Regions from separate parts of the Homo sapiens genome. Here region 2 is linked to region 1. The links are chromatin contacts, found by Hi-C or POLR2A ChIA-PET in ENCODE. All regions are on one chromosome and are shown on one strand. The core of a region is the stretch at or near the end of the contact, and the rest is flanking DNA. Distances in the headings are between cores, read along the strand shown.

Region 1 (5,685 bases), core at 1,001-3,500:
AGTGTGGATGTGTGGGGGTGGTGTGTGGTGGGTGTGTAGGACGTGTATGGGGGAATGTGAGGGGGGTTGTGACTGTGGGGGGTGGGTTGTGTGTGGGTGTGTGTGGGGTGTGGGTGAGTGCGGGGGTGTTGGATGTGTGGGTGTGTGGATGGGTGTGTGGGGGGTGGGTGTGTGTGGGGGTGTGCATGTGGGGGGGTGTGTGTATGTGGGTGGGTGTGGGTGTGTGGGTGGATCTGTGTGTGGGTATGTGTGTGCTGGTGGGTGTGTAGGTGTGTGGGGGTGGGTGTGACTGTGAGGGGGTGTGAGTGTGAGTATGGGGGGTTGGATGTGTGGGTGTGGGGGGGCTGGGAGGAGGTGTGGGTGTTGGGGGGTGTATGCGTGGCGTGTGTGTGTGTGTGTGTGTGTGTGTGTGTGTGTGTGTGAATTCTTTGTAATGAAGAAGAAGAGGGAAGAAGCAGTTAAACTTTAAACCAGACATACTTATCCTCAAAATAGTTGTGGTGATATTATACCCTCATACTTTGTACTACAAATACATTTATTGGTTTGTAAAATATATAATCAGTTTATGAAAATATCCCTTATAAGAAGAGTAAGAAAACCAGTAAAAATGTAAAACAACCACATGGAAATTATGTCTGATTCCTTCTTCTCCATTTTATTTTATTTTTACCTTTTTTCTTTGAGATGGAATCTGACCATGTTGGCCAGACTGGTCTTGAACTCCTGGGCTCAAGCGATCCTCCCACCTTGGCCCCCCAAAGTGCTGGGTTTTTAGGTGTCGGCCACTGTGCCCAGCCACCCCCTCTTCCATTTTAGAAATGATGGGTACAGTAATGCAACCTTGCAAAGGGATTCCTTCAAGTTTTTCAATGTTCTTTAATAAAATGACATCAATTGCTGAAAGCATTATGACCTTTGTTATGCTACATAATACTGATACAAAATGTGAATAGTACAAAGTTCATTATATATAAGGCTTTAATATATTACATTTGTTTCTACATAAACAGACTATAAATATATGTGCCATAGCATGTCTTATAGTCATTGTTCCCAGCATTTCACACTATGGTACCAAACAAAAAACACATTTTCTTTTTTGAAAAAAAGGACAGAACAAGGGCAAAAATCAGTAGAAATAGCTCTATATGTTAAAAGTCTAAATAATACAATAGATGTTATAATTTGGGCTATAAAATAATTTTGAAGTCTGGCTAATAATCATTCAGAGAGTGAACAAACCCAATCAGGTTTACTGGAGTAGAGGCCAAATAACTAAAATACTGATGGGTTGCGGGGTGAGAGTGGGTTGGGGACAGGGGGAAGAACAAAAGGGTAAAATCCTTCCTGAAACTTTGACACCACACACAGCTTCACATTGAACCTCCCGCATTCAGTCTCAGACATATCACATCAGGACAGATATGAGGGTATTCATTCCAGAAGAAACCAGAAGCTGGTTTGTGCAGTCAGAACTCTTCAACACGGCAGGGAGCCTTGAGCTGAATGTCCTTTCTTTGTGGTATTCTGAATAAAGGATCAGCCTGGGAGACAAGGAGCCAGAGCTGCATCATTTCCTTCCTGGGGCTTGGCCAGGAGACACGTAACGGTCTGGAAGGAACTCTCATTAGGAGTCAGAAACAGCACAACGAACTCTACTTTAGCCCAACTCGAAGAACACGCAACCTTCTAAAACCAGAAACCCCGTCTGAACCCTTTACATTTCAGAACAGACCCCATGCCCACCTCCACCAGAGCAAACACAATGCATTTGCAGGCTCCAGTACTCTCCAAAGCAAGGTAACGTTAGTCTTCCTTTCTATCAATCCGAATTCCACACTTAAGGCTTGGCTTGGGACCCACGTCCTAAACAAAGCCTCTTGGATAGACTCAGCCCTGCAAATCCTTCCCATCTTCAACACCTCGAACACTTACATTGCCTGGTTTATCTTCTAGTTTTACAGAAGTGTCAGCTCCCCAGGTACTGCTACTTCTTTGAGGATGGGGCCATTTCTTGAACGTCTTTGTTCTAAACCCATGGTGAGACCCGCAGCAGGGGGCATGATAAATGCTTTTTAAATGAATGAAAAAGAGGATCAGGTCAACACTGGGAGAAGACACAGACACATTCTTGGGTCACAAGCCTCTTCCAGGATATGCCTAGAAGACTGGCTCCCTGCAGTCCGAGGTCCTTTTTCTGTTGTCGAAATGAAAATCAAATGCGGCTACTTCCTGCTGGTGGAAAGAACAACACTTGAAAATCTGAGCAGCACCTCTCATGTGATGTCCAGGAGTTGGGGGTGTGGATGCTTCCTTTTAAACAGGAGGAGAGCTCAGTGTGGTCCCCGAGTCAGGCTGGAGAATCTGGGCTGTGCTACCGGTTTGCACTCCAATCTCTATCAGCTTTAAAAGTTCTGCTTCCTCACTGGAGTACACGGTGGTGTCTGTGTCATCGGAGTGATATCCGGACTGGTAGCCGCTTGTCTGGTTTGAGCCTTCAGATGCCACAGACTCCCTGCTTTTGCTGGGCACCATTCCACTGCAGAAGAAATGGCAAACAAAGGAGTTGGCAGAGAGAAGACAATTCTTTTGCTTTTTACCCTCACCCCATTCCCAACTCCATATGGCTGCCATCTCCCTGGAGACCGCAGCCCCGTATCTCTCCCAGTTGTTAATCAGCATAGCAGGTTTACAGGGACAAGGTCTATTTTCAGGTACTCGCATGAATTAGTAGTTGCAGATAAGTCCTCTTACTCAGGTCCAAGTCTTTCAAGCCTCAAATGAGATGAAAGGCAGTTCTCTCGAGTTATGCAAAGGCCCCAACTGATGGAACATGTTTATGGCCTCGCAGATTGACAAATTTGTATACAGTGACAGGCGCCAAAGGGCCACTTGCATGATATTCAAGGAAATTGGGATGTTCTTAAATTTCACTTGTGCTTTTCCTATTGTGGCAATTTGGGAATTACGGGGCATGTGTATGGTTGTAATAAAGCTCTTGAGCAACTTTAAACTTTAATAACTTGAAGCATGTGTGCAGTCAAGCCAGACATATCAAACGCTGCTTTTTACTCATCAAAACCACATTCCTTGGAAGGACTGAGAACCCCTGTCACTCAGCAGCAACTAGAAAATGTTTTCAATGGCATGGAATCCTGACAGACGGTAATCATGTCAAAGCCTAGAAATGCAGGCTGTGTTGATCTAAAACTTCAGGATTTACACTTTCACAAGCCATTCTAAGGTGTTTTTTCCCGGTAATAGGTGTTTTCCCCAACTTCTTCATGTTAAAACTGCAAAAGGGAATTTTAGTAACTCGTGTTTATACATAGTTTAAAAGTTACTTCAAATAATGAGAAATACAATTTTTTCTTTCAATTCAACCCCAACAAAACTAATGTAGGTGTCTCAAGCAATGGCATGGTGCTCTGCACATGATACTTGCCGAATAAACATTTTTTGAATCAATGAATGAAACATATCATTGACTTTCACAATTTCTTACCTTGGGCCTTAAAGAAAACAATAAAATAGCACAATGGCACCTTTTAATATGTTGGGGTTTTTTTTGTTTGTTTTCTTTTTGGTATGAGCATTATTCAAAAACCCATGAGTATTCCCATTTTATATAAAAGATTATAAGCAGATCAAAACCTCCTCTATTCTTACCTTTAGGTAAGAATACTCTAGCAAATAAACTCCAGCAAATACATAACTACACTTATTCTATTATTCTTATAAATATAGATTTTCATTGATTTGTTATGTTAAGAGAACGTACACGTATTCAAGACACCTACAAATTCCTACTGAGCCATAGAAGGGAGATTATATTTAAAACTAATTTTAATACTTTTCTCACAATGAAATACTTCGAATTCAGACAATAATATTTAAATGTCTCAAACAAATAGATATTGGCTTATTTATATATCATACTTCTTAAGCACAGATGCACCCATTTGTATACAGACTTAAAAATTCTTCAGAGTCCACAAAGATTGTAATCATATTGACAGCTTTACGGATCACATCCAATCACCTTTTTCATTTAGCCATTACTGACCACAGTAAATATACACAGAAATTCCCTAGTATTCATGAATTCTCATAAAAATTGACCAAATTCTCTAATTTATTTCAGATTATTTTTAGATTTATCACTTAATTTTATTGTGTGGTTAGTTTCCATTCTTTATTTGTTAAATTGATGCTAATTTCTCCAACCAACAAAGACCCCATAGGGAAAATTCTGCACTTACACTGAAAGTCCTAAGTTCCTTCCAAAAATTCCTATTGAAATTTGTCTTTTTAATATGGCTGAGTCTTACCCAAAAGATGGAGATAATTTGGTTCTGTCTTCCAAAGTTTTCAGCTCTTCTGAGGCAAGAACCATACCACTGTCCGTCTGGTTGTCCTTTTTAAGAGACAATGAGATGGCACAGTTAATTGAGCATATAAAATGACCAACTATTTAATTAAGCTGATTTCTCAACCCATCTATCATGTCTATCAAATAAGGTCCTGTGGAAGAACATAAAGGTATCATAGCCACAAATTGTCCAAGCTACAAAAGGAAGCAACTGCTTCCTATGAGTAGACACAGGCCAGGGAGAAGAGAAAATTTACAAATCAGCAGCTGAGAATGCCTGTTACCATCGCTGTCTTCACTATGACACTACTTGCACTTTAGTGAAATTGGTCAGAAAGCTACACTGTCTTGAACCTTGGACCAAGGGCTTTACTTATGAAAAAAACAAAGTTCCATCTCCATAATGACCCCATGATACACACACTCGAGGGCAGCCTTCTAATGAGGCTCCAAAACTTTAATGCTTAGGCTAATATTTATCTAGCTAGTGTTTCATCCTTTGTATTATTTCTAAGACTATTTTTAAAAGACGTACTTACATCTGGGATTACTTTTACTTCTGGTTCTTCTAACGGGATATCTTCAAATGTTTTTACACTCACAGGCCGGCTCTTTCGCTTACTGTTCTGCAGATACTGACTGCAAAAGAACAAATATTTATATTTTAGTGGTGGTATATTTGACTGCAGATCGGCTACCTAAGTTCATTATCTTTCAACCACAAACTTAATAGCAACCTTCAAAACATCCTTTAGAAAAACAAAACAAAATAAAAATCTTTCTCTGCTAGCACACATGGAAGGCTTAATTTCCTGAGAAAGTACATTTAAAAGTATAATATAACTGAGGAGTCTCGATGAGCCTGTTCTTTTGAATCCTACTTCTGAGGTCCAGTTCTGGACTAAAGACAACAACAGCAGATGGAGTGATCAACTGCCTTCTACTTGGCTTCCTGATTGCATGGGATTCCTCCATCGAGCTCTGGATATATTACTGAGTGTTTCACATCTGTCTGGCCATCTCCTGGGAAAGTTTTTCTGGATAATGCTCACAGAGCAACCATTCAATGAAAGATAGGCAGAGGAAACATCTGAAGGTCTCCTTAAAGGATACTGAACCCAGCAGTGATTTGAAGACAACCTCTTCCTCCTCCATGTAACAGAGGCTTGGTGTGCAAAGAGAAGGTGGGCTGAGTCTCACTGTCCCCTCGTTTTCGCCCCCAGAGTTGCTGTCTCAGGAAAGAGCAGTGGTTTGAGAATAACAAGATATTTTGCCTATTTCAGAGTCTACCACTGACTGCAGAAACTTGA
Region 2 (4,971 bases), core at 2,009-4,508, 41 kb before region 1:
TGGTGCACTGCACATAAAGGCCTGATGTAGGCATCTGCTTGTCAAGCTGTGCACTGATGGGGCTATGGGCATCCACCCTGCTTCCTTCCCAATTTGTCCTATGGATGACAGTCATGATCCTACTGAAATGGTCTTGACCACATTTTTAGTTTCATAAGGCTATCTTGGCTCCAAGTTACCTACAGGATAAAACCCCAATTTTCTAGCCTGGCAGAGAAAGCTTTTCACATCCATCCCTGCCTTCCTCTCCTCATCTCCTGCAGTGATAAACTCCTCCTCAGTTCCAGTCCCCCCGCCGAACACTGTATCTTTTCAAAACATTGTCCTTCAATCTGAACACTATCTCTAATATTCTTCACCTGATAAACTCCTCCTGCTCTACTAGAACCTCCTCCAGTATCATTTCCAAAGTAAAAGTTTTCATATCTTTTCCAGCCTTTGGATTCTGCAGTTTATACCTCAAATGTTTAGCACATAGTGGATGCTTAGAGATACTTCTTAAATGAATAAGTTCTAACTTCAATAATATCATTTATCAAGAGGTATGGGAATTGTCCTATTTCTTGTTGGTTTTCTCATCAGACTGTGAGGCTCTCAAAAGGGTGAAGGGAGGGGAGATTGTGTCTGTTATTTTTGTATCCTCAGAACCTAGTACAGTGACTCATATAATAGGCTTTAAATCAAAATTTGACAAATGAATGAAATTTTAAGATATCTTTTGCAAAATGATTTTTTTCTCATTCTACATTCTTTCACGACTAGGCTTCTCTTCTCTCTTAATGCTGAGTTGGAGGAGAGGGAGGAGTATAGGGAATTTTTGTTATCTTACCTCTCCAGAATATAGGTGAAAATATAAAACATAGGGCCCGGGCAGGAAGTCTCCTGTCTTAGGTTAAGATCCCTAACATCAGAGGTTGCAATGGCAGAGTCAGGAGTCTTCTGCAAGCACATGCAAGTGAAACCTTGTAAGGCAGTGAGGGAAGCAAGACAGGGCTGGGAAGAAGCAAAGTGAGGATATGCGGTCAGCTGCAGTTCAGTCTCTGTCCGGTCCCACAGATAGCACTGGAACAAGGATGGCCTTACAGAATTGTCCCAACTTGAAGCAAGGGGGCTGGGCTTTTATACCCCTGTATTAGTGGTTGGCTGCAAGCCACACCCAGAGGTTAGGGAAAAACCTCTCAGGTATTTCTGGGCGGATCAGCTCCTGTAGGCTAAGGGCAAGGCTTCAGTGAAAGGTGCAGCTGCAAGCCATTGATCACCAACACCTACAGAGCTGAGTGACAAGAGAGCTCATCTGGTAAACAGATATGAGCAGCACTGCAACAGCCCCTATCAACCCCTAAAACTAAGGAAGGTGATAGAAAGTGTTTACTCCAGAAGGGTCATCCAGCCTTTATTTAAAACCTATCTGCTCCTGCTTGATCAACAAGTCTATCAAACTGGGTTATCTGAGCTGGTTCCTCACTTTTTAACAGATTCAAACCAACAAGGTAGAAGAGGGAGCAGAAATCCTTAAAGGTAAGTGCACCAATAGAAGCAGATAAGAAACAGGAACTCCAAAAAGCACAGCAGACTGGAACCTTGTAGTGTAGAGCCCGAGAGGGTTGTGAATTAAAGAAAAGACTAAAACAAATTGAGATTTACAATGATGCACTAAGTCAAGAAGAAAATGTTAAATAAGCTGTATTTGGCATTCTATGCTTAAGAATACAAGGTGATGTGCAACACAATTTTAAATGATGTCCTTTAAAAGTCGGAAGCTTTGGCCAGGCTGGGTGGTTCATGCTTGTAACTTCAGCACTGTGGGAGGCCAAGGCTGGAGGTTTGCTTGAGGACAGGAGTTCAAGACCAGCTTGAACAACCTAATGAGACTCTGTCTCCACAAGAAATAAAAAAAATAAATAAAAACTTTGGAAGTTTTAGGTATGCAAACAATCACATAGACATTTTATTGTTGCCGTATATCTCCTTCTCTGCCAGCCTGGATAAGTGAGGCATTACTGATCTATATCTTTGAGAACCTCTGACACCCAGGATCCCACTGAAGCTTCTTAAGAGTAGCATAATTTCCACCTTGTTTAAAAGTTCTGGTAGTTTGTAATCCACCTAGTGTGATTAAATAATCAGGGCTGATAGAAACCGTCTTGAATCATCACATACACCCACACATGCATCAGTCTGATATGGAAAGAGCTTTAGACTAGAATCAGACAGACTTCAAGTTCCTCCCCTGTCATTAACATCTGTGTGACCCTAACCAAATCATTTATTTTCCCTGAGTCTCAGTGTCTTCACCTATAGACAGAAAATAAATATTCATATTTATTATATTCTTAACATTTATTGTGTTCTTATATATACAATATATTACATATATTTACATACATGTGGTCACATATATAATCACATACTAATATATAATATATTATTTTATATAATATATTACATATTTATTATAATTATATATCAACATATAATTACATATATTGTATAATTATATAATATAATACACAATAATCATATGTTACATTATTATATTTATTATATTCACAATATTAGTATGTCTCATCAGTCTCTTGTGACGAGCAAATGATACAATGTTTATGAAGTTACTTTGTAAGGGGCAAAATATAATCTAAATGAAAGTGAAGTATTTTGTCCCTTTCTTCCTTCCAATGAACTCTTTGACAGTTTTTCTACATCCATAAAACTGGTGAGACACACATGGATGCCATTTCCTATAGATTCAGTATGTCCCAGTCCACTACCACCTGACCTCTTATTCTGCCATCCCAGGGGGTGGCCTGGACCCCCATTTCTAGCTCTTGTTTCAGAATGACTGCCTTTGGAGAATGGAGTTTCTCAGGAAGGACATTGCACAATCAGAAAACGCTGATCTGCCAAGTCTGTAACATTTTTTTCCTGGAGCACTTTCAGGAATGTGTCACAGGAGGTGGGGGAGATGGGCAATGGAACAGAGAGTACTAGGCACCAGCAACCAGGTAATAAAATGTTCAAGCATTCCTTTTCAAAATCTAATGAAGACATCAACCTTCATTAAGTCAAAGGGTCTGGGGTCCACAGTCGTGAGATTTACTGAGCCCCTTCAAAAAGCTAGAGAAACAATGACCAAAAGGCAGGCAATAGAGCAACAGGCATTTGATTCTAGAACTCAATGATGTCTATTTTCAACAAGTGTTGAATTTGCCAATAGCTATTAGCCCTAAACACAATCCTGCAGCTCAGTGTGTGCTGGAGCCAGCTTGCACTGGCTCAAGAGAGCTGATTCTTCATGGCTCTTTCCAGCCATGCTCAGCAATGTCATGGTGGAGCTTGTAATTGGCCATGGTGGCACTATTTGCATCATGAAAGTCAGCAGGTGCCACAAATTTTCCCCTAAAGGACCCTCTTACCATCACACTACTGCTTAACTGTGTATCCAAATGCCAATAAGATGCATGGAATCCTGAAATCGCTTTCAGAAGAACAATGTTGTTCTCGAATTTTCATGTGAACCACTGAAAAAAAATGTCTTATGTATATATATAACTTCTTTGCTTTTATATTTCAAATTCACCTTCCTCATATAGCCTCTCTTTTAGGCTGAATGTGGAAAGTGGCTGCTACTGACCTGAGAAAACGTCTGAGGCATTGTTATGTCCTTGACATTGTCAACTTCTTTGCTTTTTCCATGTTTCCCAGGCTGTACCCTCCATCAGCATAGAGGACACCTCCAGAAAGCAATTTTCTTTCACAAGGAGTATACCTTGAGGTGTCCTATAGGTAAGTGTGAGCAAGATGTTGTTCTTGCTTGGAAGAATTTTGCAAAGCAGATTGGATCCAGCTGAAAGAAACCAACCTTACTACAATATAGTTTTCTTCTTTCTTTTAATACCGAATTTGTAACATACATGTAATTACAGTCCTAGAGGGGAAAGAGAGAGAGAGAATCAGGCAAAAAAAAAAAAATGCTTGAAGAAATAATGACTGGAACTTTACAAATTGGATGGAAACATGAACACATGGATCTAAGAAGTTCAACAAGTCTCATGTAAGATAAATACAGAGAAAGCCACTCCTAGACAAATGACAGTCAAATTGATTAAACATAAACAGAAAGAGAACATCTTAAAAGCAGCCAAAAAAATAAAAACATATATACCAGGAACAATGATATGAATGATGGCTAATTTCTTTTTCTTTTTCTTTTTCTTTTTCTTTTTTCTTTTCTTTTTTTTTTTTTTTTTTGAGACGGAATCTCGCTCTTTCGCCCAGGCTGGAGTGCAGTGGCGCGATCTCTGCTCACTGCAAGCTCCACCTCCCGGGTTCACGCCATTCTCCTGCCTCAGCCTCTGGAGTAGCTGGGACTACAGGCGCCCGCCACCACGCCCAGCTAATTTTTTGTATTTTTAGTAGAGACGGGATTTCACCATGTTAGCCAGGATGGTCTCAATCTCCTGACCTCGTGATCCGCCTGCCTCAGCCTCCCAAAGTGCTGGGATTACTGGCGTGAGCCACTGTGCCCGGCCCGGCCTCTTTTTTTTTTTTTTTTTTTTTTTGAGATGGAGTCCCACTCTGTCACCCAGGCTGGAGTGCAATGGCGCAATCGCTGGTTCAAGCGATTCTCTTGCTAAGCCTCCTGAGTAGCTGAGATTACAGTCCTGCACCACCACACACCGTTAATTTTTTGTATTTTTAGTAGAGATGGGGTTTCACCATGTTGGTCAGGCTGTCTGGAGCTGCTGACTTCAAATGACTGACCCGCCTCGGCTTCCCAAAGTGCTGAGATTATAGGCGTGAGCCACCATGCCCGGCCGAATGATGGCTAATTTCTTATTAGAATCTATGCAAGACAGAAAACATATCAGAAGACAATGGAATAGTATTTAAAGGAAATAAAACTGTTGCCATAAAATTCTATATCCACCTAAGAAAAATTCTTCAAAAATTGAGGTAAAATAAAAACATTTT

What was found. A loop is a pair of places that touch in the nucleus more often than their neighbours do. ChIA-PET counts read pairs that join two places held with the same protein, here RNA polymerase II (POLR2A). Pooled maps may share reads with other maps.
Region 2: a loop to region 1 is called in a map of heart left ventricle, with 2.2 times the contacts of the local background. The contact joins two enhancer-like sites. A Hi-C loop is called at or near these places in 9 of 168 maps with a recorded cell type or tissue (PC-3, Right ventricle myocardium inferior, cardiac septum and 4 more) and 2 of 50 pooled maps. POLR2A ChIA-PET finds 5 or more read pairs at or near these places in 2 of 52 experiments (MCF 10A and WTC11).

What each region holds. Positions count from the first base shown.
Region 1 is chr4:55,077,622-55,083,306 of GRCh38, forward strand. KDR (kinase insert domain receptor) reads right to left here. Exons shown (of 30, transcript NM_002253.4): 28 at 4,915-5,014; 29 at 4,335-4,420; 30 at 860-2,542. The coding sequence ends at 2,320. Among named protein-coding and RNA genes, the nearest start is that of KDR, 45 kb to the right of the region's middle. Within about 2 kb of position 2,251, at least 6 of the 41 ENCODE cell types and tissues checked have a DNase peak (open chromatin) inside an H3K27ac peak, as active enhancers do; they include heart right ventricle and prostate gland, where a contact is called at or near this core.
Region 2 is chr4:55,035,458-55,040,428 of GRCh38, forward strand. No RefSeq gene overlaps it. Among named protein-coding and RNA genes, the nearest start is that of KDR, 88 kb to the right of the region's middle. Within about 2 kb of position 3,259, at least 8 of the 41 ENCODE cell types and tissues checked have a DNase peak (open chromatin) inside an H3K27ac peak, as active enhancers do; they include heart right ventricle and prostate gland, where a contact is called at or near this core.